Linked DNA regions of Homo sapiens: region 2 is linked to region 1. A link is an interaction called in ENCODE POLR2A ChIA-PET data of the cell type or tissue named here. Cell type or tissue: endothelial cell of umbilical vein. All regions are shown on one strand. Each heading gives the region's core, and the rest is flanking DNA. Links, peaks and the distances in the headings are about the cores only.

Region 1 (10,899 bases), core at 3,547-8,546:
CCCAAGTGCTGGGATTACAGGCGTGAGCCACCGCGCCCGGCCCAGATGATGAATTCTTGAGGCAGGGGAGCCTATCTAATATTTCACTCCACCAACATTTGAGAGACTACTAGGTGCCAGTAGACATGCCAGAGAACAGTGGCATATAAAGGTTAAAGATGCAGTCCTTGCTCTGAGGGCGCACACAGTCCAGTGACATGGCACACAAGCAAGCGCACCTACTGCAGTGTGGGAACTGCTAATGAGTGCACAGATCCAGGGTGCCATGGAGGTACTTCCAGCCTGGTGGACCAGGAAGGCTCTCCAGAAGCAGGGAATCCTGAGACTAGAGCTGAGACCTGGATGAGTGGCTTGGGAAGGGGAAAGGCAGGGTCTAGGCACCCTAGGATACAGAGGGCAGCATGTGCGAAGACATGGTGGCAAGAGAGAAGGTGGCATGTTGGGGAACAATGAGTGGTTTGCGTGGCGAGGACACTGGGGGGCAGTGGGGAACAACACATGGGAGAAGTGATTACGAGAACTCCAGACTCAACTGCCTCCAGTGATTCCTCCACTCAGGCATCCAAAAGACTTTTCCCAAACAGAGCTTCCTAATCTCCCCAACCTGCTTCTTCCCTGTCTTCCCCATCTCATAAATGGCACCACCATCTACCTAGCTCTTCAGTACTTCTCTTTCCTTCACTCCTCACATCCAATCTATGAGCAAGTTCTGTGGACCCTATCCAGAAATGTGTCTCATACCTGCCCACATCCTTCCATTGTTATAGCTCTCACCTTAGTCCACACCACCATTTTCTTGCTAGACTATAGCGGGCCTCCTAACTCACTTATCTGCTTTTACTCTTGACCCTGGAAATAACTCTCTATACCAGAGCCAGAAGGGCTGCAGCACTTAATGCTAAATGCCTATCCATTCTTCCCTTCTTCTGATTCTGTTCTGGAAGGCAAGAGACCCAACTGAAAGACAAAACTTCCCAGCCTCCTCAGCAGCTACAAGTGACTAAAATCTGGCCATCATGATTTAAATGGAAGTGTTGTGTCCATAAAGGAAGTTGACTTGGTGGGAAGGTACACCTCTCTTGTCTCTCTTCCCTTCCTCTCTCCTCTGCCTGGAATATGGAGGTGATTATATCAGCTCTTGGTGGATCATGGAATTCCTACCCTGAGGATAGCAGAACAATAAGACACAAGGACGCCAATAATAGTGACACTATTGTACCAACCATGAATTACATATCCATGATTTCTTTTACATGACAGAGAAAAGTTGACCTTTGGCCATTAGAGCCGGTGATTTGGAGGGTTTTATTCAACAAAACACAACTGAATGAGTAGTGATCTCTTAAAAGCATAATTCAAGTATCACTCTCCCACTTAAAACCCATCAATGGATTCTAATTCTCCTTAGAAACACTCTAAACTGGTTCTAACCACCTTGAAGGCCCTGCATGAACTGGCTGGAACCTGCCTATCTCCTCACCAACATCATTCTCCCTACCTGTCTGCAATACTTCCACCACACTGACTTCTGAAAATTGTTTCCTTTGCCTGGAATACTCTTCACCCCAGCATTTATAAACTAGCTAAGTCTCACTTTTCAGACACCTTTGCAGGAAAGCAAAGGCACGATTATGGTGAGCACTCTGGCAATTAATTGGGTCATGTGTATACACACACGCACAAACATACATGTATTTACAAACAATGTAAATACATCCAATGTAAACAATAGGAAATTACAAAAATGAAGTTCATGGAGTGGTTCCCTCTAAGGATACACTGGGTCTCAACCAAGGGTGATTTTACCTTTCAGAGGACATTTGGCATGTCTGGAGAAATTTCTGGCTGTCATAACTTGTAGATTTGTAGGGTGAAGGGTGGTAGGTGATACTGGCATCTAGTGAGTAGAGGCCAGGGATGCTGCTAACCATCCCACAATGCACAAGACAACCCCCACAACATATTAACATTTTGGGCCAGATAACTCTTTGCTCTGGAGGCCTGCTCTGGACGTGTAGCATGTTTAGCAGGATTCTCACTAGATGCCAATGGCACAACCCCTCAGTTGTGACAACCAAATATGTCTTTAGACATTGTCAAAAGACCCCTGAAGGGAGCAAAATCACCCCTGGTTGAAAACCACTGCTCTCAGAGAAGGCATGGAGATGGGAACGAGAAAAGGTAGACATACAGTTTTACCAGCATGGGTAACGTTCATTGGCAAAGGTCTCTCTTCATGTTTATGACATGATCTTCCATGGGGCTTAACTTTTGCTATGTATGAGTGGGCATGGCATAATGCAGGCCAGATACTCTAGCTCTCTGTTTGACATTAAACAGACCCCTTCAGAAGAAAATGAAGATCAACTCCAAACTGGAGAAATCCAACTGTAAAACAGTTTCAGGAGAACTTGATATTACATGTGGGCAAAGAGTAGCTGTCAAGAGCTTAGCAGATTTTTGTTTGTTTGTGTTTTTTGTTTGTTTTTGAGATGGGGTCTTGCTCTGTTGCCCAGGCTGGAGTGCAGTGATGCAATCATGACCCACTGCAGCTTCGAACTCCTAGGATCCCGGTAATTCTTCCACCTCAGCTTCCTGAATAGCTGGGACCAGAGGTACCCATCACCATGCCTGGCTAATTTTTGTACAGGTGGGTCTCTCCATGTTGCCCAGGCTTGTCTTGAACTCCTGGGATAAAGCAATCTGCCCACCTTGGTGTCCTGCCCCGCCCTTGTTTTATTTTTGATTTTAGGACTTAGCCATAATAGTATGGAGAGATAAAACCAAAAAAGCATTTTATAAATCTTACCCTGGTATCTTCACTGATGTAGCCACACATGACCTTCTCATTCTTAACCCACAGTTCACCAGCCTGTGCTCTGAAAGAATACACACACAAGTTATTACAAGTCTTACATGAAACCAATACATGCCTGGTGCAATAGCTCACGCCTGTAATCCCAGCACTTTGGGAAGCCAAGGCGGGCGAATTACCTGAGGTCAGGACTTCGAGACCAGCCTGGACAACATGGTGAAACCCCATCTATACTAAAAATCCAAAATTTAGCCGGGCATGGTGACACATGCCTGTAGTCCCAGCTACTCAGGAGGCTAAGGCAGGAGAACTGCTTGAAGTCACGAGGCAGAGGTTGTAGTGAGCCAACATCATGCCACTGCACTCCATCCTAGGCAACAGAGTGAGATTCCGTCTCAAAAAATAAAAATAAAACAAACCAAAAAGAAATAGGGGCAACTTCAGGTGGCTCTGCTACTTATACTCAAATGACCTAACTGGTTACAGATTTCCAGAGAACTCCGTGAACAGATTATCCAATATAAAGAACTCTCATACTATACTGAATATGAACAGGGGCTCTTAATCTGGGAGTCCACATATAGGTCTAAAGAAGGGCTTCTTGGCCAGGCATGGTGGCTCACGCCTGTAATCCCAGCACTTTGGGAGGCCACGGAGGGCAGATCACGAGGTCAGGAGTTCGAGATCAGCCTGACCAACATGGTGAAATGATGTCTCTACTAAAAAAAAAAAAAATTAGCTGGGCGTGGTGGCATGCGCCTGTAATCTCAGCTACTCAGGACGCTGAGGCAGGAGAATCACTTGAACCCAGGAGGTGGAAGTTGCAGTGAGCTGAGATCGTGCCACTGCACTCCAGCCTGGGCGACAGAGCGAGACTGTCTCAAAAAAAAAAAAAAAACTTAGGGCCAGGTGCAGTGGTTCATGCCTATAATCCCAACACGTTGAGAGGCTGAGGCGGGTGAATCACCTGAGGTCAGGAGTTCGAGACCACCCTGGCCAACACAGCGAAACCCCATCCCTACTAAAAATACAAAAATTAGCTGGGCATGGTGGCACCTATAGACCCAGCTACTTAGGGAGGCTTAGGCAGGAGAACCGTTTGAACCCAGGAGGCGGAGGTTTCAGTGAGCCGAGATCGCACCACTGCACTCCAGCCTGGGCAACAGAGCGAGACTCTGTCTCAAAAAAAAAAATAATAATAATTAACTAATAGCAACTTGGTATTACATTTTTGGGAATGATGTTTTTTCCTCCATGCATTTTTGAGGGCAAGAAGTAGATAGTACGAGAATGGGTGCAGTGGCTCATGCCTGTAATCCCAGCACTTTGGGAGGCCAAGGCAGGTGGATCACCTGAGGTCAGGAGTTCAAGACCAGCCTGGCCAATATGGTGAAACCCCCTCTCTACTAAAAATACAAAAAATTAAATGGGCATGGTGGTGGGTACCTATAATCTCAGCTTCTCAGGAAGCTGAGGCAGAATCACTTGAACCCCGGAGGCAGAGATTGCAGTAAGCCAAGATCGTGTTATTGCACTCCAGCCTGGGCAACAAGAGCACAACTCAGCCTCAAAAAAAAAAAAAAAAAAAAAGTGAATAGTACAGTAGAAAAAGTAAAGCATGGCTTTCAGACTTGACTGGCCTGAAGAGAAACTGGTCTAGGCAAGAATCCCAGCTGAGTGACACTTACTACGTGAATGGCCATAGTAAATTCATGAGGTTCAGTGGCATTATCTTTAAAAATGAGACAATGGGCCGGGCACGGTGACTCACACCTATAATCACAACACTTTGGAAGGCCAAGGTTGGCAGATTGCTTGAGCCCAGGAGCTTGAGACCAGCCTAGGTAGCATAGTGAGACCCTGTCGCTATAAAAAATACAAAAAATTAGGCAGGTATGGTGGCACATGCTGTAGTCCCAGCTACCTAGGAGGCTGAGGTAGGAGGATCGCTTGGGCCTCACAGGTCAAGGCTGTAGTGAGCTGTGATCGCACCACTGCACTCCAGTCTGGGCAACAGAGTGAGACTATTGCAAAAAACAAAACAAAAAAACAAACAAAACAAAAGAGACAATGAAGCCTACGCCTTACAGAGCTGCTTTCACTTTTTTTTTTTTTTTTTTTTGAGATGTAGTCTCGCTCTGTCGCCCAGTCTGGAGTGCAGTGGTGCGATCTCAGCTCACTGCAACCTCTGACTCCCTGGTTCAAGCGATTCTCCTGCCTCAGCCTCCCGAGTAGCTGGGATTACAGGCACGTGCCACCATGCCCAGCTAATTTTTTATATTTTTAGTAGAGATGAGGTTTCACCATGTTGGCCAGGCTGGTCTCGAACTCCTGACCTTGTGATCCGCCCGCCTTGGCCTCCCAAACTGCTGGGTTTACAGGTGTGAGCCACTGTGCCCAGCCTTCTACAGAGCTGTTTTCAAATTAAACCAGATAATGTGGGGAAACTGTTCAGGACAGTGTGAGGATAGGGCGTGCTCAATTAGTTTACTAGCAAGAACTAGAACTACAGCAGGTATTAACACAAAATGCTATCCTGGAGAGAAAGTGGTAGCTATTAGCTGAGCACCGTGTAATCAATCATCCCTCAACCAACCACCTCAAGCCCTTATCTTCTACCAATTTCACTCTTTCTCCCAACCTGCCTCACCTAAGCAATCAGTCCTCATAAAAAAGGAAGACAAAGGCCAGGTGCAGTGGCTCACATCTGTAATCCCAACACTTTGGGAGGCCGAGGTGGGTGGATCATGAAGTCAGGAGTTTGACACCAGCCTGGCCAACATGGTGAAACCCTGTCTTTACTAAAAACACAAAAATTAGCCAGGCGTGGTGGCAGGTGCCTGTAATCCCAGCTACTCGGGAGGCTGAGGCAGGAGAATTGCTTGAACCTGGGAGGCAGAGGTTGCAATGAGCTCAGATCGCACCATTGCACTCCAGCCTGGGCAACAAGAGTAAAACTCTGTCTCAAAAAAAAAAAAGGAAGGAAGACAAAATCAGATAAAAGCCAGGAAAATGCTGTGTACCATGAGTCATAGTTCAGGCTACCTAGGAAATGCTGGACAATCAATCAATCCCTCTGGGTCTACCCCATGCCAAAATGAAGAAGGCTGGACCAGGCCCATGGCTTATACCAAGTGGGATGCTTTTTCATACTCCTTTGCCCAGTTACGTCTGTGAATGAACAAGTGTCACAAGCCTGACCTCAGAAGAGACTTGTATTTCTTTAATATTGTAATAAGGAGGTCAGGCACGGTGGCTCATGCCTGTAATCCTAGCACCTTGGGAGGCCGAGGTGGGTGGATCACGAGGTCAAGAGATCGAGACCATCCTGGCCAACGTGGTAAAACCCCGTATCTACTATCTTGCTATGTTGCCCAGGGTGGCCTCAAATTCTTGGGCTTGAGCGATTCTCCCACCTCAGACTCCCAAGTAGGTGAAACTACAGGCACAAGCAGCCACACCCAGCTAATTTTTTTGTATTTTCAGTAAAGACGGGGTTTCACCATGTTGTCTAGGCTGGTCTTGAACTCCCAGACTCAAGCAATCTGCCCACTTAAGCCTCTCAAAGTGCTGGGATTACAGGCATGAGCCACCGCACCCAGCCAGCTCTGCTTATAATCGTCAGAACCCCACATTCACAGGACCTCTAAAACAAGCTTGGTGTGGCTGGAGGTGGTGGCTCACGCCTGTAATCCCATCACTTTGGGAGGCCGAGGCAGGCAGATTACCTGAGGTCGGGAGTTCAAGACCAGCCTGAAAAACATGGTGAAACCCCATCTCTACTAAAAACACAAAATTAGCCAGGCATGGTGGCGGGTGCCTGTGATCCCAGCTACTTGAGAGGCTGAGGCAGGAGAATTGCTTGAGCCTGGGAGGCAGAGGTTGCAGAGCCAAGATCACGCCACTGCACTGCAGCCTAGGTGACAGAGTGAGACTCGTCTCAAAAAAAAAAAAAAAAGTTACAATGTGATCCAACAGGCTAGGGTTTAAGGTCATTATTTTTTAAAAGCAAAATGTTAGTCAACAGGAGACAAGATTTTGCTACTATATATATATTTTTTGTTGTTGTTGTTGTTTTGTTTTGTTTTTTTGAGACAGGGTTTCGTTCTTGTTGCCCAGGGTGGAGTGCAATGGCACGATCTCGGCTCACCACAACCTCTGCCTCCCAGGTTCAAGCAATTCTCCTGCCTCAGCCTCCCGAGTAGCTGGGATTACAGGAGCCTGCCATCATGCTCAGCTAATTTTGTATTTTTAGTAGAGACAGGGTTTCACCATGTTCGCCAGGCTGGTCATGAACCCCTGACCTCAGGTAATCCACCCACCTTGGCCTCCCAAAGTGCTGGGATTATAGGCGTGAGCCACCACACCCGGCTCATGTGTTCTTAACTATGTAACTATTACCAGATTGAAAGTTAAATTGCAGGGAAATTATTTGACCATTTGTAATGACTTTAACTATACAAATGACTATACTTTATTTTTCTCACAGGAGGCCCACAGCATCTTTTTTCTCAGGCATTCACGAAGTCAGCAAAAGAAAGTAACCTTTGATCCAGTGTAGAAATACTGTAAGTCTTCTGGAGAAAAGATAGAAGACTGTAGTTTACATTTAACCAAGCCTGAGCAAAATATCAGGACAGATCTTTAAAAGTCTAAAAGAGGCCAGCTGCGGTGGCTCATACCTGTAATCCCAGCACTCTAGGGGGCTGAGCCAAGAGGATCGTTTGAGCCCAGGAGTTGGAAACCAGCCTGAGGAACATAGTGAGACCCTGTCTCTACCATAATGAAACAAAAACAAAAACAAAAAAAGAGCCAGGCATGCTGGCACGCACTTGTAGTCCTAGCTACTCAGGAGGCTGAGGTGGGAGTATTGCTTGGGCCTAGGAGGTTGAGGCTGTAGTGAGGCATGATGGCACAACTGCATTCCAGCCTGGGCGATAGAGGAAGCCCATCTCAGAAATAAATATATAAAAATAAAGTTAAAAAGTGACAATCTGTCAGGGTTTTCTTTTCTCCATCTAGAACTGTGTGTATGAGGGTATTTACATAGAGAAACAAAGAACTTAAAAAAGAAAGAGATCAGCCAGGCGTGGTGACTTACATCTGTAATCTCATCACTTTTGGAGGCCAACGTGTGCAGATCACTTGAGGCCAGGAGTTCGACACCAGCCTGGCCAACATGGCAAGACCCCGTGTCTACTAAAAAAACAAAAATTAGCTGGGCATAGTGGTGCATTCCTGTAGTCCCAGCTATTCAGGAGGCTGAGGTAGGAGAATCACTTGAAACCAGGAGGCAGAGGTTGCAGTGGGGAGATATCATGCTACTACACTCCAGCCTAGGCAACAGAGAAAGACTCTGTCTCAGAAATAATATATATAATATATATATAATTTAAAAATAAAAGAGGAAGCAATAGAAAAAAAAATGAGAGAGATCTGAATAGGTTTCCAAACCGAGGCTGGCAAACTACATACAGCCTTCAAGCCAATTCTCGCCTATCTCCTGTTTTCATATGGCCCATAGCTAAGAATGGCTGTTACATTTTTAAATGGTCGAAACACACAGAATATGCAATAGACCTGAGATCTATTGCTACTCACAAAGTCTAAAATATTTATTAACTGGTCCTTGACAGAAGAATATTCTAAACCAACTACTCCATTTTGCAGATGTGAAGACTAAGGGTTTACCGAAGTTACCCAACATCACTCGAACCACTAATCACAGTGATGGCTAAACACTGGCTCTGCAGATACAGATCCAGGCTTCCTGACCCTGGATACCCATCCAGTAGAGATCTGCTGATACTGGAGGCATAAACCTTGGTTACATTTTTTGTGCTGCTTGAGATTTAGTCACTTCTTGGGTTGTGCTTTAGTTGCTTGGATGTTTTAAAGAACACTGACCCGCTAACAAATTTTTGTTTGTTTTCAAAGATGGGATCTCACTCTGTTGCCCAGGCTGGAGTACAATAATGCAATAATAGCTCACTGCAGCATCGACCTGTGCTTCAGTGCTCCTCCAACCTGTTTCCCAAGTACCTCAAACTAGAGGAGCCCTGACACCAACCCCCGTTCTTTTTTTTATTGTTATTTTAGCCAGAGTCTGACTCTGTCACCCAGGCTAGAAGGCAGCAGAATGATCAAGGCTCACTACAGCCTTGAACCTCCCTGGATTTAGGTGATCCTTCCACCTCAGCCTCCCAAGTAACTGGGACTACAAGCGCCACCATGACCAGCTAATTTTTGTATTTTTTTGTAGGGATGGGGTTTCAGCATATTGCCAGGTTGGTCTTGAACTCCCAGGCTCAAGCAAACTACCCACCTCAGCCTTCCAAAGTGCTGGGATTAGAGGCATGAGCCACTGCACCTAGTCCTAACTGTGTGTGTGTGTGTGTGTGTGTGTGTGTGTGTGTGTGTGTGTGTGTGTGTGTGTGTGTGTGTGTGACGGAGTCTTGCTCTGTCACCAGGCTAGAGTGCAGTGGTGTGATCTCGGCTCACTGCAACCTCTGACTCCCTGGTTCAAGCGATTCTCCTGCCTCAGCCTCCCGAGTAGCTGGGACTACAGGCACAGGCCACCACACCCAGCTGATTTTTGTATTTTTAGTAGAGATGGGGTTTCACCATGTTACCCAGGATGGTCTCGATCTCCTGATCTCGTGATCTGCCTGCCTCAGTCTCCCAAAGTGCTGGGATTACAGGTGTGAGCCAACCAGCAATTTTTTAAAAATTACTATTTCTGTAGAGATGAGGTCTTACTATGTTGTCCAGGCTGGTTTGAACTCCTGGCCTCAAGTGATCCTCACGCCATAGCCATTTTACCTGGCTCCCCACAACAAGTTTCAAAATACCCTTTTTGGGAGAAAAAATGAAGCCTCTATCCTTTCTTTCTTTTTAGGATCAGTATTTCATTCTGGTCAAATAGACCTAGTTGATGATGAAAAATTATTTACAGAAGGATTCTGGCTAATAAATGTAGAAGGGATGACTTAATTAAAAAATCACCAAAAAAAGGAAAGAAAATCACCATCTTACAACAATCCTCAATGGATGAAACCATTAGGTGAAAAGTTGATGGGGGCCGCGTGCGGTGGCTCAACGCCTATAATCCCAGTGCTTTGGGAGGCTGAGGAGGCGGGATCACCTGAGATCAGGAGTTTGAGACCAGCCTGGCCAACATGGTGAAACCCCATCTCCACTGAAAATACAAAAATTAGCCGGGCATGGTGGCACGTGCCTGTAGTTCAGGAGGCCCAGGCAGAATAATTGCTTGAACCTGGGAGGCAGAGGTTGCAGTGAGACAAGATCACACCACTGCACTCCAGCCTGGGCGACAGAGTGAGACTTTGTCTCAAAAAAAAAAAAAAAAAAGAAAAGTAGATGGGGATCTTTATAACGAGGGACTACACTGCACCCTGTGACCCCACTGAACAAGCTTAGGATCACCACAAGTCAGTTAACAAGACAAATATGCCGGGTGAGGTAGCTCACACCTGTAATCCCAGCACTTTGGGAGTCGAAGGTGGGCAGATCACGAGGTCAGGAGTTCGAGACCAGCCTGACCAACATGGTGAAACTCCGTCTCTACTAAAAATACAAAAAAAAAAAAAAAAAATTAGCTACGTGTGGTGGTGGGTAACTGTAATTCCAGCAACTCACGAGGCTGAGGCAGGATAATTGCTTGAAATCAGGAGGTAGAGGCTGCAGTCAGCCAAGGTCCCACCACTGCACTCCAGCCTGGGTGACAGAGCAAGACTCTGTCTCAGAAAAAAAAAAACAAAAAAACAAGACATAAATATGATTGTGTGTACACAGTAAATTTCAGGAAAGAAACAAGTTGTTTCTGGGGAGAGGAATGTATATTTCATGAGATACCTTTCTGAATTATTTGAATGCTTAATTATGTGCATGTTGTACTTTTTTTTTTTTTGAGACAGTCTCACTCTGTCACCCAGGCTGCAGTGCAGTGGCATGATAATGTCTCACTGCAGCCCCAACCTCCCAGGGCTCAGGCGATCCTCCCACCTCAGCCTCCTGAGTAGCTGGGACTACAGTCGCACACCACCATGCCTGGCTGTTTTTTT
Region 2 (9,773 bases), core at 2,961-7,960, 130 kb before region 1:
ATCTAAGAGAAAGACAAAGGAAGGCTGGACTGAGTGGCAGCTCAGGGCCTGGGAAGAAGAGAATGGATGCAAAGCCATTGAGGAGGCAAATCAACAGAGCTTGTGATGAACTCCACGTGGTGAGATGGCACAGCAAGAAGTGGCAGTCACTGTCGGATTCTCCCCTCTGACCCACAGCTCCTGAACTGCCCTGAGTAGCTTAAGGCAGGGTGCTGAGGTGAAGCACCAAGCTGAGTCTTATCTCAGCAAATCTAAGTTAGGCCGGGCATGGTGGCTCACACCTGTAATCCCAGCACTTTGGGAGGCTGAGGTGGGTGGATCGCCTGAGGTGAGGAGTTCAAGACCAGCCTGGCCAACATGGTGAAACCCCATCTCTACTTAAAATACAAAAAATTAGCCTGGTATGGTGGCAGGTGCCTGTAATCCCAGCTACTCGGGAGGCCGAGACAGGAGAATCGCTTGAACCCAGGAGGCAGAGGTTGTAGTGAGCTGAGATCACACCATTGCACTCCAGCCTGGGCAACAAGAGTGAAAACTGTGTCAAAAAAAACAACAAAAAAAACAACAACAAAAAAAACCTAAGTTAGAGTCTACAAAATGTTTCCTTTGATTTTTTTCAGAATGCCATCATATCTGCGTCCCAGAGCTGAGCTCACCCATTTAGCAAGATTCATTCTGACAGCATGAGCCTGCAGTTACCTTGTAAGTTATACTGCCTGCTCACTGTCCTCACTGGAACCATCCTTGCTCCTGCCCAGTGGCCTATGAAAGAAATCTCTCAATAAACTCCCAGCCAGACTCTAAGCCAGTGAATTCTGAAGCCCTCTCACCATCTGTGACCACTTCATTGACTGCCATGACCCCGGCCACCTGGCACAACTGCCCAGCCCAGGATGGGACTGCTTCTGTGGGGAACTGGGTGGGGAAAGAAATGATGCACGTGGAGCTCTTTATTTGCTTCTGATATGTACAGGTATATACAGTTGGTGAGAGTCTATGGTACATTATTTCACAAAATTATCTTACATCTGTGCACACTCCTGGGCAAGAAGTGGCAGATTCTGCCCCTAATATCCCATAGATGGTGAAGGAAAAGGATGCTACCAGGAGCCACCCCCTTCCGAGGACATTCATGGGGGCCGCCTGCCCTCTTCCCAGACACTGGAGCCCTCCCACGGACAATCTGTGCCTCCCACCTGCTCTGAGCACTTGCTGACAGGAGTGGTGGCAGCAGCAGCAGCTGCTTCCAAAGTCTTTCTTCTAGAGTAGAAGACTTGTCGTGGGGGCCAAAAACAAACAAACAAACAAACAAACAAACAAAAAACAATGGCCCCCACTCACTGATAGCAGCAAACGGACACCTGACTCCTAGAGCCTGCCTGGAATCCTCCGCCCCGGGTTTGAGGGCAGTGGCTCACCCACCTTCCCCCAGCACAGGTGCAGCCTGGCCTCACGGGGCACTGGCATGCATCTTCTCCAGGCAACTTGTCCAGAACGTGACCAGCCGGTTGTCACGGTTGATGCAGAAGTCCGTGAAGTCCTTCAGCAGCCGATCAGCAAACTTTTCATCCCCTGTGGCGCTGGAGCGCCATGTTTTGGTGAGCATGGTGTTGTAGGCCCAGTTGTAGCCGACCCGCTCCTCGCAGAACATGTTCTGGTTGGTGGAGCTGGTGGAGTTCCGCCGCCGCCGCTGCTGCCCTGAGAACTTGCGCTTGGAGTAGGGCAGCTGCAGAAACACTGTTCCTGAAGAGAAAGGGGAGCGCCTGTGTGGCAGCCACCAGGAGGGCTCCTGGAGCCTGCTGAGGTGGTTCTGCAGCCATAGGCTTGGTGCAAGGAAAGGGATGTGGACCCACCTGCCCAACTCTGCCCGTAGCTCCTCACCTGTAACGTGGATATACTGAGGCTTGTTCTCAGCAGGGAAGTTAAAAGCAGAGGCAGAATATTTATCTTGTACAAACCCAAACCTAGGGAAGGACAGGAAGACATGCTAATCAGCGCCTCCTTAGTTAAAGGGGCAAGGGAAGAGAATGTAGCTGATAGGACTCTCGGACAGCCTGAGACACAGAGATCTGGAAAGATCTCTTTCCAGATTGCACATGCAGGCTGCTTATTTTTGTCCTCACCCTCACCACTTTCTGACCTCTACCTCTTCCAACACCATGGCTTACCAGACCTCCTCACACCCAGCAGCCCGTCATCTCCGTGGTCCACCATGTCACTACCACCATAGTGAAAGAAAGCCTTCCCACCGGCTGCACTCTTCATCCAGCCTTCATCTCTGCTCAGACAGCCCGTCCCTCCTACCATGTTCCCTACCCATCCCAGCAGACCTTCCCACTGAGCGTTCTCCCCCATCCCATCCTGGGCCTCTCACTGGAATCTACCTCATGTCTTGACAGGCCACACATACCCACCCGCATACTCGAGGCTATCCATTCCTCCAGGGAAGGTCCTTATCTTTTTTTTTGGTGAGAGGGAATCTCGCACTGTTGCCCAGACTGGAGTGCAATGGCATGATCTCGGCTCACTGCAACCTCTGCCTCCTGGGTTCAAGTGATTCTCCGCCTCAGTCTCCTGAGTAGCTGGGATTACAGGCATGTGCCACCATGCCTGGCTAATTTTTGTATTAGCCAGGATTGTTCTGGAATTAGCCAGGAGAATCACTTGAATCCGGGAGGCGGAGGCTGCAGTGAGCTAAGATCATGCCATTGCACTCCAGCCTGGGTGACAGGGCGAGACTCCATCTCAAAAAGAAAAAAAAAGAGGAACGCCAAGCTGGGGCTCTCTGCTTCCCTGTGCTCTGGAAATGGGCAGGAGGAGCCATTTTTCATCTATGGCTTGTTCTATTCCTGGTTTTTCTATTTCCATAAGGCACATTTATTACAGTTCTACCTGCTAAGAGCTGTAAAGGACGTGGTAACAGATGTGGCTCCTGCCCTCTAAGTCTGAGGGGTTTATATAATGGAGACAGTGATGTAGGCAGAACTAAAGAAGGGAAAATGCCTGTCTTCTTTCCTGGACTGAGTTCCTTGGGGAGGTGCTGTGTTGTATCCTCTACATAATCTGCATTCCATAATTTTTTACCAAAGAATACATGAAGTCAAATATGCAAACTAAATGGGTAGGCTACTATGCACTGTAAGCTCCCTGTCTACAGGCTGATTATATGATGAGGATTGGCTCTGGATTTTGCCTTTGCAAAATCCTCTCTACTCTTGCTCTGTCATCCAGGCTGGACTGCAGTGGTACAATCTTGGCTCACCGCAACCTCCACCTCCCGGGTTCAAGCAATTCTTGTGCTTCCAGCCTCCCAAGTAGCTAGGATTACAGGCACGCGCCACCATGACCAGTTAATTTTTGTATTTTTAGTAGAGACGGGGTTTCACCATTTTGGCCAGGCTGGTCTTGAACTGCTGACCTCAGGTGATCCGCCTGCTTCGGCCTCCCAAACTGCTGGGATTACAGGCGTGAGCCACCACACCCAGCCTGCTTTCTCTCTACTTTCTAATTAAGGCTACTGATTTCCTCAGCATGGATCAGCCTGATTTTTTTTTACCAGAGTAATTTTTTTTTACCTCATTTCTTCCTTAGGTCACCAGGAAAGAACAAAAAGGCAATTTAACCACATGGTTCCTGGCCACCTGACTGTCCACTCAGGGAGAATGCAAGACAGAAACGCAGTAAGGGCAGGGGAGGGGATATAATCATCTCCACCTGCCCCAAGGAAGATGAAGGAGGAGCTGTAGGTCACAGCCTAGGGGCTGAGGAAGATGAAGGAGGAGCGGTAGGTCACAGCCTAGGGGCTGAGGAAGATGAAGGAGGAGCTGTAGGTCACAGCCTAGGGGCTGAGGAAGATGAAGGAGGAGCTGTAGGTCACAGCCTAGGGGCTGAGGAAGATGGACACTTTTTTAGCTCTTTCTGAGATGGACCTTATGGGTGGGCTGATGTGTCATTTAGAGCCACAGTTGCACTTAAAGCTCCACCCTATGCAAAAGCTACATATGAAACTACTCTAGGCAGGCACCTTGCTAGGCATTATAGAAGGAAACACAAATAGGAAAAAGCATACCCCTGCCCTCCAAGGGCCCCCAAGTCACTGGAATACATTCAGAGTGTTTTGAAAGAAAGGGAAAGAGGAATTCAGAGAGGAAACATTTGGGAATCCCTGGAGGAAGATTCTGACAGGTGTGGAACAGGGGAGAGGTTTAAGTGTGAAAGGTGGGAGAGGTTAGGTGTGGAAGGTGGGGGGGCTTAGGTGTGGAAGGTGGAGGGGTTTAGTTGTGGAAGGTGGGGGGCTTTAGGTGTGGAAGGTGGGGGGTTTAGGTGTGGAAGGTGAGGGAGTTTACGTGTATAAGGGGGGGTTTAGGTGTGGAAGGTGGGGGGAGGGTAGGTGTGGAAGATGGGGGGAGGGTAGGTGTGGAAGGTGGAAGGGTTTAGGTGAGGAAGGTGGGGGAGTTTAGGTGTGGAAGGTGAGGGGGTTTAGGTGTGGAAGGTGGGGGGTTTAGGTGTGGAAAGTTGGGGGGGTTAGGTGTGGAAGGTAGGGGGATTTAGGTGTGGAAGGTGGGGGGGTTTAGGTGTGGAAGGTGGGGGGAATAGGTGTGGAAGGCGGGGGTTTACGTGTGGAAGGTGGAGGGGGTTTACGTGTGGAAGGTGGGGGGGTTTAGGTGTGGAACGTAGGGGGGTTTAGGTGTGGAAGGTGGAGGGGGGTTAGGTGTGGAAGGTGGAGGGGGGTTAGGTGTGGAAGGTGGAGGGGGGTTAGGTGTGGAACGTAGAGGTACAGAAGGTGGGGGTTTAGGTGTGGAAGGTTGGGGGTTTAGGTAAGGAGCACACTGCAGCACACTGGTACAATGATGCAGAGGACTGGTCAGAAAACAGGTGAGGGTATCTGTGGTAGAAAAAGCTGGCTGAGGAGGAAAGTACAATAGTTCCTGGGAAGATAGACCAGGATCTGGACTGAGGGGGATCAGGAGGAGGATGCAGTGAAGGAAAAAAGCAGATTTAACAAATAAAGGCCACGTTCTGAGTGACATCCTGCCAGCAGGGCAAGCAGGGTAAGAGCTACTTAGAAACTCGTGAGTTAGCAGGGTCCCCCCTGGTGACTGCTGTCTACTGAGGGCTCACTAGGTGCATCACCGGGCTCTCCAGAACATCAGAGAACCCTCCCAGCTTCCCCGTGAGGGGTAAGAAAATGGAGGCTCACCAGTTCCAGAATTGCTCATGGTTCCTCAGCCAGATGCTGGTGGAGGTGGGAGTGGATAAGGCCTGTCTACTTCGTACATCAAGGCCCTTTCCCATTGACTGCTGCACTCTCTACCTTCTGCCCTGAATCTGCACCACCCACTGTTAGTGGAAGGAGGAAATCAGCCACCCTTGCCTTCATTCCACAGTCTTTGCTAAGCACCTGAGCTAGGTCTGTGAAGGGGTAGACCTTAGACGAAGGTCTAAGGTAAGCTGGGGCCATCGTGGGTGTGAGAGGCTAAATAGTCCTGTGGTTGTATGAGTATATATAAGTATATATATATATATATATATATATATAATAAGGAGATGACAGGATACTGGAGAAGGTGTAATGAGAGGATTACCAAAGCAAGAACAAGGGGCTTTGTTTTTACCATGACTAACATGAAGTGGCCATCAGATACCAGGCTGGTGATGTTTGGAGACAACACAGTCGGCTGGACTAGTCTAGTGGGAGACAGTGAAGTCTAGGACAGGCTTTCCCTGGCACACATATTAGGTGCCAAGAAATATCTACTGACTCATCTATTGCTTTTTAACCATTCATTGTCTTTTCAACCTGTGTTGGGCTCTTGACACATTTTTTAATTTTTCATTTTATATTATTTCCTGAATAGCTTGGCCTAGGGTCTTGTTGGAGGCTAAGGAGAGAGTTCTATGTTCTCCACTCAACTGGAAGAAGAAAATAATGAGGTCTGAAAAACAATAGTTACAGGAAACAGGGAGGCAGCGCTTATCTCAAAAACCAATGTAAAGAGTCCTGTTGGAGATAAGCAGTGAATTTGCCATTGGTGGAATACATCCCTTTCTCTAGGAGCTAAAAAAATGAGTTTCACTTTGGTAACTGCTATTCAAGATAAACACTGATTTCCTTCCCACTCTTCACACTTGCTAAGGGACAAACCTGTGTGCAATGGCTTCCTGGAAGAGGTGCATTCGATCCCAGTACGTTTCGGGTTCAAAGCCTGAAAGGAAAATAAGAATAAATATTGGGTTGTGATCACAAGGTTTGTAATTCTCTCTGGGCCAGTCTTCTGTACCCTTTACTACTCTTGGCAATCAGTCCCCTTGAGCCTAACCTCTGCTTCTCCATACTACGCCCTTTGAGAAAGACTGGCCTCCATCCCAAGGGTCAAAGAAAGGACAGCTGTGTGTTCACACCATCCCTTCCCCCAAGCAAGCTATAGCTGGGTCTAGGAAGGTGAAGTCCTCAGCAGTCAGTGTGAGCTACCAGAACTCAATATAAGGCTCATTCGAATGACTTCTTATACCCAAAGCTGAAAGGAGCATGATATTAAAGTACAAACAGAAGATAAACTGTAAATGCATGTTAGTTGCCATGGTCATAGCTCACTGAAGCCTTGAATTCCCGAGCTCAAGTGATCCTCCTACCTTAATCTCCCAAGTAGCTAGGACCACAGACATGCACCACTATGGCCAACTAATTTTTTTTTTTTTTTTTTTGAGGGAGAGTCTTGCTTGGTCACCCAGGCTGGAATGCAGTGGTGCGATCTTGGCTCACTGCAACCTCGGCCTGCCGGGTTCAAGTGATTCTCATGCCTCAGCCTCCCGAGTAGCTGGGATTAGAGGCACATGCCACCACACCCGGCTAACTTTTGTATTTTAAGTAGAGACGGGGTTTTACCATGTTGGCCAGTCTGGTCTTGAACTCCTGACCTCAAGTGATCCGCCTGCGTCGGCCTCCCAAAGTGCTGGGATTACAGGCGTGAGCCACTGTGCCCGGCCCCAACTAATTTCTACATTTTTAAAAATTTTTAATTTTTAAATCTTTTTGTAGAGATGGCATCTCACTATGTTGTCCAAGCTGGTCTCAAACTCCTGGCCTCAAGTGATCCTCCCACCTCTGCCTCTCAAAGTGCTGGGATTACAGGCATGAGCCACTGTGCCTGGACCATGTAAGCTGCTTCTAAGGAACAACTACTACCCCCACTTTTTTTTTTCTTTTTGAGAGGAAGTTTTGCTCTTGTTGCCCAGGCTGGAGTGCAATGGCACGATCTCGGCTCACCACAACCTCTGCCTCCCAGGCTCAAGTGATTCTCCTGCCTCAGCCTCCCGAGTAGCTGGGGTTACAGGCATGTGCCACAGCGCCCAGCTAATTTTTGTGTTTTTAGTAAAGATGGAGTTTCAACATGTTGGCCAGGCTGGTCTTGAACTGCTGACCTCAGGTGATCTGCCTGCCTCGGCCTCCCAAAGTGCTGGGATTATAGGCGTGAGGCACTACACTCGGCCCACCCCCACTTTTTTGTATTACCAATCTTCCCACAAGAAAGGGCAAATATTATAAGCTCCATTCTAGAGGTAGGAAAATTGAAGCAAATAAATATAAAAATAAAAATTTGGGCCAGGTGCGGCGGCTCACACCTGTAATCCCAGCACTTTGGGAGGCTGAGGTGGGTGGATCACCTGAGGTCAGGAGTTTGAGACCAGCCTGGCCAACATGGTGAAACCCCGTCTCTACTAAAAGTACAAAAATTAGCTGGGCGTGGTTCCACATGCCTGTAATCCCAGGTAATCGGGAGGCTGTGGCAGGAGACTCACTTGAACCCAGGAGGCGGAGGTTGCAGTGAGCTGAGATTGCGCCACTGCACTCCAGCCTGGGCGACAGAGCAAGACTCCATCTCAAAAAAACTAAAATAAAGTAAAATAAAATAAAAGTTTGAAGAGTAATCAGCTGGGGAGGAGAGCAGAAAAGATAAGTCCGCTCCTCCATAACCCACTTTGTTACTCCAGCCTCATGCCTTCTGCAAGGCTGTTGCTGAGAACCAAGAGTGGAGGGGGAAGGGTGGAGGGCTGTGGAGGGCTGGGGAAGGCTGTCGCACAGCACCAGAGGACAGAGTCCGGGCTGCTCTCAGGGAGGAGGTGCTGAGGCCTGGGGTGGTAATTGCACAGCCATCCCAAAGACAAGAGTGCCTGCGGTGGTTTTGCTAATCTTTCCACATTTGGAATTTTCTACCTGGGATGGATTTGAGGATTTAGGGCAACTAAAGAGCAAAAAGCCAGGCACAGTGGCTCATGCCTGTAATCCCAGAACTTTGGGAAGCCGAGGCGGGCAGATCACCTGAGGTCAGGAATTCAAGACCTTCCTGGCCAACGTGGTGAAATCCCATCTCTACAAAAATACAAAAAAAATTACCTGGGCATGAATGGCGTGTGCCTGTAATCCCAGCTACTCAGGAGGCTGAGGCAGGAGAATCACTTGAACCCAGGAGGCGGAGGTTGCAGTGAGAGGACATCACGCCACTGCACTCCAGCCTGGGTGACAGAGCGAGACTACGTCACAAAAAGAAAAAAAAAAGGGCAAAAAGCAAAAAAGACTTTGGCTTTAAACAGAGAAAATCCACACACACAGCACACTCTTGTCAGATTTTTAAGATTTTGAATTTGCTGCTATAGGAAATGGCAAGAACAAAAAGAGAAGAGGCACAGAAGCAAGAAAATTGATTTTTAGATTCAAATCCTTATTGCTTTAAACTGGGACCCTTTCTGCAGCTGTAACCATGGCAACCAACAGAGGCTGCTGGTCTTGAAGACTGAGTTACAACTGGCAGGGAAAAACAACTTGCACAAAAATGTCCTCCAACGCCAGCCCTGTGGGCAATCCTGTGCTGTTATAGCAAAGGTGAAAAACCCCCAAAGAGTCTTTGGACAGTTTCGGGGGAAGATCTCTCTGTTCCTTCAACATAATAAAAACAATAGTACCAGGAGCTGCTTGGCTTAAAACTGCCCCATATGAACACAATCATCTGGCATTTCAGGACTGCATAAATGGTCCTCTCTCAGCCACATCACTGTGAGGTTAAACAAGAACATGTGTGTTTCAAGGGGGCTTTGTAAGCTCTGTGTGTCCCACAGTCTATAGCCCCCAGCAGGTAGGGCCTCTGTGGGGCTTGCTTGGGACCCCGATTATCACTTAGAACATTGTGTCTATAAAAAAAATCTTCCAAACTGCAAACAAAAAATACACGGATGGGCTTTTGGAAGAAAAGCTGTTTGCACCATGAGGGCAGCCTGTCACATGGAAATTGCAGGAATACTTTGCTTGGCCTAATCCACCTGGGGAGATCTCCTTATCTTTTGGGCTGGTTCTCTGCCGCTGATCACGACACAGACTTACAAGGGGACAAGAAGAAAGCATCTCTCTTACGTCAAATGTTGTTTCCTTCACAGTTCTAATCTTTATACCTGAGAAACCTCAGGGCTCCTGACGTATCAGCATCAACCCTAGCTTTGCGTTTTAAAAAAGATCATCTGTGAACTCATCAAAAGCTTTGTAGGAGCTATTTATATGTGCATCCACAACGAGCACTTGGTAATAAAAAGCTATATGCTGTGTCAAGTACAGCTCAGCTCGTCTTTGATCTGTCCTAAACCTGCCCTCTGGGTTCTGGGCTCTGGGGTAGAGCAGCAGGTCCAGGCTGACCCTGGGTACTCTCTTTCTGATTGAAAACCTTTCCCAGAGGGAAAGGCTCTGATTTGGTTCCTGCTATCATCCTCTGATCCTGCTTTGTCTT

The links. ChIA-PET counts read pairs that join two places held together with the same protein. Peaks named below come from ENCODE experiments on the same cell type or tissue, not always from the same donor. Only the 100,000 strongest peaks of a DNase experiment are listed, where the experiment ranks them.
Region 2: POLR2A ChIA-PET joins it to region 1 with 5 read pairs; 2 of 35 experiments call an interaction of 5 or more read pairs at or near these places.

Annotation. Positions count from the first base shown.
Region 1 is chr22:31,770,079-31,780,977 of GRCh38, reverse strand. DEPDC5 (DEP domain containing 5, GATOR1 subcomplex subunit) reads right to left here. Exons shown (of 43, transcript NM_001242896.3): 8 at 2,810-2,879. Among named protein-coding and RNA genes, the nearest start is that of DEPDC5, 22 kb to the right of the region's middle. In endothelial cell of umbilical vein, for the core only: no CTCF peak of the experiment used is centred there; a DNase peak (open chromatin) is centred at 5,857; H3K27ac peaks cover 688 bases.
Region 2 is chr22:31,898,175-31,907,947 of GRCh38, reverse strand. DEPDC5 (DEP domain containing 5, GATOR1 subcomplex subunit) reads right to left here. Exons shown (of 43, transcript NM_001242896.3): 41 at 6,146-6,206; 42 at 1,882-1,964; 43 at 1-1,743. The coding sequence ends at 1,451. Among named protein-coding and RNA genes, the nearest start is that of YWHAH, 41 kb to the left of the region's middle. In endothelial cell of umbilical vein, for the core only: no CTCF peak of the experiment used is centred there; a DNase peak (open chromatin) is centred at 6,047.